Regions from separate parts of the Mus musculus genome. Here region 1 is linked to region 2. The links are chromatin contacts, found by Hi-C in ENCODE. All regions are on one chromosome and are shown on one strand. The core of a region is the stretch at or near the end of the contact, and the rest is flanking DNA. Distances in the headings are between cores, read along the strand shown.

Region 1 (3,507 bases), core at 702-3,201, 2.9 Mb after region 2:
GATATCATCTAGCTATTCGTCTATTAAGGTAGCCAACATACTAATGATGTCTGTCTTAATATCTGTCTTAAATTTTTATCCCCCAAGCAAGTAATAAAATTTGTGAAAATCCATGTTAGATTTGTCTAAAAATCAAAATTCCTTATTCATAAAAAAGTGATCAAAGGAATATAGCAGAGCTGAAGGTGAAAATGTATAATTCAACAGAGCCAACATAAATAAGTCAAGTCATTGGAGTTCAAGAGTAGTAGGAATTACACCAGACAAAATATCTTTATTAAAGTGGTGTTAGCTAATTTCACAGACAAATAGGCTGATACCACAGGAAGGCAGGTAGCATACTATTATAGATACTGTACTGTTTCTTTTTTGTTTCTTTGTTTTTCGAGGCAGGGTTTCTCTGTATAGCCCTGGCTGTCCTGGAACTCACTCTGTAGACCAGGATGGCCTCGAACTCAAAAATCCGCCTGCCTCTGCCTCCCAAGTGCTGGGATTAAAGGCGCGCGCCACCACTGCCAGGCAGTCTGGCACTTTTTACTTGAGAACCTGCTGCCAATGCTTGCCTAGGAAGTTCTCAGGTTCAGGAAGGCGATCTTCACTTTCCTCCCTGTCTACCACTGTAAATTTCAGCATGCACAGGACCTGCAGTTCTAAGCCAGTATTGAGAGGGAAAATAGAAACAATCCTCCATCCTAACCCAGAAGCTATATCCAATTGATAACTGCTGCAGAGCAAATCATTTTTCCAGTGATGTCTGGGTGTACAAACCATATTTAAGGGTAGTCCCTCCCGATGCCTAGCAATAGATGGCCAACATAAAACGAACTTAATGGTATTTTTAGAGGGTTTTTGTCTCACACTGCTTTGTCTGAACATTTCCATTTAATATTAAAAATCTTTTGTTTATTATGTATTATGGTTTCTGCTTTTGTTTTTATGTTTTGTGTGTATATCTCTGTGTGAATGTGTCTCATTGTGTCTCTAATGCTCTTTCTTTGGCTTTTTTCCCCCTCCTGTTTATTTGGTCCTTCTGTTTTTAAAATCTTATTTTATCATCATCATTTTAGATGTCTGTTTATATTCTTATGAGAAAGAGAAAAGAAAATGTGTGGATTTGGGTGAGTGTGGAAATGGAGGAGGTTCTAGGAGAGGTTGGGGCGGAGAAAACTAATCGGAATATACGGTAGGAAAAAAAATAAATTTTCAATAAAAAAAACAAAGCTAAGCCCTTCTCTTAGTATTGATGCTTAAATATAAATAATCCCAACACCATTTTTTTTTTAAATTACATAGTTGATGGGGATCAGCTCTAACTAGCAATGTAAAATTAGCAGTTGTAGATAATAAGTTTAGGAGTACACACTCTGTAGTTAGGCAGCCTGGAACAAAAATCTCTCTTCACTTATAAGTCGTTTAACCCAGTGATTCAATAAACTCGTCTGTACAAAAGGAAACACTAGGGTTCCACGTTTGTTGAGGAAATTCTTGACAGCCTTTGAAACACAGCTACCCGATCTACAGAACTCTGTAAATACAAACTGTTATTAAGAAGCTTCAGCAACATTTCGTGAACCGGTACGTCAGCCACTGCTTATCATTAAACAGGTTTTCGGCATAAAAAAAAAAAAAAAAATCTTACAGCCGTTTGCCTAGCATCTTCCACCAAACTCCACATACTGCAGGCCTACAGTCCCCTCCGGAAACTGGAACTGGTTTTGGTTTGTGTTTTCAAAGCCAGTGCCTTTCTCTTCAATTAGTAGAAAATGAAGCCTCAGAGGACTTTTCTCACTAGTGTTGGTTTCCACCCTGTAATATCCTCGAAGGGTCCCGGGACCCCCGGCCCGCCCCCGCCCCGGCCCGCCCCGGCCGCGCCCCGCAGCAAAGAGCGTAGACCGGGAGGGGGCGGAGCCTGCGGACAGAAGCCAAGGCTCCGACCGATAGCCTGAAAGGGCCAGAAAGAGGGCGGGGCCGGCAACGCGCGAGGCCCAGACCTGGAAGAGGTGCTGCCCAGAGCATGCCTGACGCGATGTCAGCACGACCTATCTTCATTTTCGCTTTCCATGTTCAAAACGGTATAGTCTCCTACCTTCCAATATTAAAACTATTATTTATTGTCGCTATGTCGTTTCTGTGTTTTTCCTTAGGGCAAAAGAGGAAGCGCTTCAGTCAGGCAGATACTAGGCACCAACAGAGCGCAGACGCCTCGGAGTTGGGGTCCTTTGCTCGCGCCGAAATTCAAAGGAACAGTTCCGGCACGGTTGTTGGCTGCAGCGGATGCGGTGCCCGGGATGGTGGCGTTCGCCCGGTAGCGCCTGAGTACAGGTCGGGTGGCCTCACTGTCCACTTTCGCGTCGGGTTGGAACTTTGCTGGTTCCCCTGGCCAGCCGCTTTGTGGCGGGTGCGTAGTGCTGCTCTTGGCCCGGCCTGGTGTCCAGGCGGGAGATGAGGCACAGGGGTGGGCAAGATTCTCAAGGAGGGACTTGAAGCGAGAATTAGAGATGTTGACTGTTGTTCATCCGTAAGGTGAATCGAGAAAGGCTTGGGCAAGCGAGAGAACACGGAATTTTAAAACGAGGCAGTAGAATGGATTCACTTCGCCCTTAAGGTTCACTAACTACCCGGGTTCTGAGAGTCGAGTGTAAACAGAGTTAAGGTCGTATGTAGGCAAAAAAGCACAACGGGACCGAGAATGAGTTGGAAAGACGGTGCCGACTGATGTCATCTTTTACTGCTGTGGAGGAAAAAGGAAGGAGAGGATGGGTGTGCGTGCTATTAGGGAGATCCATGAAGGACTCCTGTAAGATGTATGCTAAGTGGTGTGCAGTAAAGAGTATTCAGTCCAGTGTCGTCTGTGGCAAGGATAATGAAATGGGAAATAATTAGTAGTCTCTGTTAACTACAGTATTGTAGTGCAACACGAACCTAGGAAAGTGGACAGTAATGATAAAGATGATTTTTAGGTTAAATGGTTTAACTTACCGGCATTGGCTAACGGTTGGATGTTTTAAAATCTGAGCCAGCTGTTTTTAGGAGAAAAAGTAGTTTGGCAGGTGTATTTTTTCTTTTCTTTTCTTTTCTTTTTTTTTTTTTTTTTTTTTACTTTACGTTATTGTGTATCCTGTCGTATTTACTATGATTTGAGGGTTTTTAACATTCTACATAAATGATCTTATTTCTGTTTTATACAGACGTGACTTGTAGCTTGTTGCCTAACAGGCTTACTAACCCAAGACAGTTTAGAAAATGTATGTTAAATCAATCATTCTCGAAGGATTCAAGTCCTATGCACAGAGGACTGAAGTCAATGGTTTTGACCCCCTCTTCAATGCGATCACTGGTTTAAATGGTAGTGGAAAATCCAACATATTGGACTCCATATGCTTTCTCCTAGGCATCTCCAACCTGTCCCAGGTAAAGTGTCAGCTTTTCTGACTTATGTGTTGGCAAGAGAATCTGTTAATCTGTGGAGACTTTGGGTTTTCTTTCTTTGCATGTTTGTACTTCATG
Region 2 (3,158 bases), core at 653-3,152:
AAAACAAAAGCAATCATAAAGAGCAGAGCAGACACAAATCTCATAAAAAGAAACCAACAAAACTAAGGGCTAATACAGAAAACCTCAAAACCTCATGTAATTAAAATCAGAAATATACGGCGATACAAGAGATGTTTCACAAATAAAAAGTTACAAGAAGGAGCTTTACAGGCTGCAGAACCTAAAAGAAGCAGTTAAAGATCCCAGGTACATATAACCCTAAACCAAGAAAGAATACAAAGCCTCCGCCAGTCAATAGCAATCAGAGACATTTAATAAAGAGTCAGAAGTCGAGGGCTGGAGAGCTTTGAGCTCAGAAGTTAAGAGAACTCGCTGCTCTTCCAGAGTGCAGTCCTCAGCACCCACCTCAGGCTGCTAGCTCACAATCTCTTGTAACACCAAACTCAGGGGATCTGACGCCCTCTTCTGTCCTCCGAGAGTATCAGCACACATATATTTATACATACACATATGGACATAAATAAAATAAATCCTCAATAAAATCAGTGGTTTCTCTAGAGAAATAATAAATCACCCCCCCCCAAATGATCAAGAAATCTGGTTTGTTTATAACAGCAGGAAAAAAATATTTAGGAAAAAATAACCAAGCAGGTTAAAGATCTATACTCTAAAACTCTAAACCATCCATGAAAGAAACAGAAAACACACATATAAATGAAGAGACAGTCCATGTTCAATGACTGTTCCATGTCTGCACTACTTAAATACTTAACTCAAAAAAATCGAATGGCTTTTCCCAAAGACATAAAGAGCAATCTTAAATTACGAATAGCTGCAGCAATCATGAGCAAGAAAAACATGGAAGAAATTATGCTTCAAGATTTAAAATTCTAACACAGAGCTATGATGATTGACAATAAACAAAACAAACAAACAGAACGCAAAAAGGGATGTAAAAAGGTGGGATTGGCCTGACTGCTGAAATCTCTCCTCTATGTGAATATACATCACTACATCCATTTACACCTTAAAGAACGGTTACCTGAAAAATGAACAGTTTATCACCAACTGCCCCCCTTCTCCTATGAGGACAAAGATTTGGTCTAATTAACCACTTTATCTTTAATATTTATCATATAGTAAACACTAAAATATCTGTTGAGTGAAAAAAAAAAGAAATGAACTTGGGACATCTGACACTAACCAGGGAAAGGTTAGAGTTAATACATGGGGTGAGGATTCAAACTTCTAACTTAATACGTTCGTTGTTCTCTGAGGTCCCAGCGGTTAAATTTTCAGGCCCTAAATATTATCTAAGTAATATACATAGATCCCACAGGATGCAGTGAGGAAAACTGTGGATAAGCAGTTAAGTCACGGGGCTTCTGGATCCACCATGTGCGTGCTTCTCTTCAGTGGGCCTCAGTTCCCTCCCGTGTGGAACTAAAGCGTGGGAAAGAGAGTACTGCTGGGTACACACTTAGAGACACGGAAGGCATTTAGAAACTATTTGTTGTATGCATCAGTGAAATCTGGGAAAGCGCACCGTGTTGCCGTTAGAAGCGGTCCTGCCAATCGCAGAAACGTAAGCTTTTAGCTCGGATCCCTACTCCACGCTAACTCCTGAAGGCTCAGGACCAGGGTCCCATCTTAACCCTCTGAACTCGTCCCCTCCGCTTCTGATTACTTACGTGGAACTTAGACCATTGAGAAACACTCAGATTTACCTGGATCGAGACCAAAATTCTCTACGTGTTGCCAAGGGAAGCTTCCACAGCCAGCCTCTTCTTGCTAACCGAGACACGATCAGCGCCGCCATTCTCGACAAGCAACCCAAGAGCGCCAGACGTGCCCGACTCAGCCAATCAGATGAGAGCTTACTTCAGCGGCCCCTGACGTTGCCCAGACCTATGCATTCCGGGAAATGTAGTTCGCTTGCCATTTACGGAAGAAGGCGGTGGCTCGCTCCCTGGGCATGTTGGGAGTTGTAGTTGGAGCGGTTCCGCGAAGGCTCCGGGTAACGCCTTCTGGTCCGGGGGTGGTCGGTAGTAGTGCAGCTTGACTTTGAGGCGGAGGAATTGGCAACAAGGAGGAGATATTACAGGGAGACCCTAAGGCTAGGCAGCGGGACAGAGGACTGGGTTTGGGGTTGGAGGACAGCCAGACAGAACGTCTGATATGCCCCTAGGAACTTGACCGCTCCGAGACAGAGGCAGGACCACACCAGACCCATCCGGTGAGCCCCTTCTCGCCGAGCCTTATTTCCAACAGCCATCTAGGCCTCATCAGAGCCCCAATGTCGTGTGGCTGCTATTCCTGAACGAGGCGATGGCGTCCCCAAGCCCACCGCTGGAGCCAAAGGTGAGTTGCCCTTTCAAGAGATCTCCGTTATTTCGCCACTCCCAAGACAGCAAGGCCGCGCCATCACCTCTTCCCCTGTCCCCCTCCTGGCCATTTCTACAACTCTTAAGAAAGGACCCCAGTCAACTCCTGTGTACCCCTTGCTGCGGGACATACCCCTTGCTGCAAGGTGCTTTTAGTTCACTTACAAACTCCCCAAGGCCCCTTTTTCTTTTTTCCTTTCTTTCTTTTTTTCTTTTTTTCAAGAGTAACTTGATAAATCGGCTGGGGAAAATTAAGACTGCTCCAAGTTAGATCTCATTTATGAGTTTCTCAGGTGAGGCACTTTTTTCTTTCTTTTCTTCTTTTTTTTTTTTAAATCTCGTCTGTCCTCTGCAGCTAGCACAATGTCTGAACTCAAGGTGAGTGTTTAGAAAACCTAATGGAACTGCGTCGAATTGGGTCCCAAGCTGGTGTGGGTAGAAGCTTGGGGCGAACAGTGAGGCCAGGGAACGTTGGGGTGGTCTTAAGGCTGTTAACTAAAAACAGTCGTGGTATTAGTGTGTAATAACGAAAGCAGAGAAGACCTTCAGTTTGGAAGGCGTGGATCTAGACCAGTCCAGATCCTTTTCAGTGTGAGGTGCCATGAATTGAGCACCTTTTGGAACTCTTACTTACCGTGTTCCTCCTAGTGAATGGGAGCATGGTAAAGTGACAATAACTTCTCCCACTTTCAGTGGAGAGACCACTGGAACTGACTACAGAGAGAAAACAATTCCAGCAGTGGCTGACATTTGAGGCTATGGCTATGTTTCTTACTCAGGAGGAGTGGGGTTATCTGGATCCAGCTCCGAGAA

The links. Hi-C counts contacts between places; a loop is a spot of excess contacts on that map.
Region 1: a map of T-helper 1 cell shows a loop between it and region 2 (6-fold over the local background). The contact joins the promoter of Smc2os here to the promoter of Zfp189 in region 2. A Hi-C loop is called at or near these places in 2 of 37 maps with a recorded cell type or tissue (T-helper 1 cell and T-helper 17 cell).

The regions. Positions count from the first base shown.
Region 1 is chr4:52,437,013-52,440,519 of GRCm38, forward strand. It overlaps Smc2os (structural maintenance of chromosomes 2, opposite strand), which reads right to left and starts at 1,952. Exons shown (of 2, transcript NR_045175.1): 1 at 1,640-1,952. It overlaps Smc2 (structural maintenance of chromosomes 2), which reads left to right and starts at 2,209. Exons shown (of 25, transcript NM_001301412.1): 1 at 2,209-2,398; 2 at 3,189-3,411. The coding sequence starts at 3,244.
Region 2 is chr4:49,519,274-49,522,431 of GRCm38, forward strand. Zfp189 (zinc finger protein 189) reads left to right here and starts at 1,903. Exons shown (of 3, transcript NM_145547.3): 1 at 1,903-2,322; 2 at 3,125-3,158. The coding sequence starts at 2,290. It overlaps Mrpl50 (mitochondrial ribosomal protein L50), which reads right to left and starts at 1,810. Exons shown (of 2, transcript NM_178603.4): 1 at 1,689-1,810. The coding sequence starts at 1,780.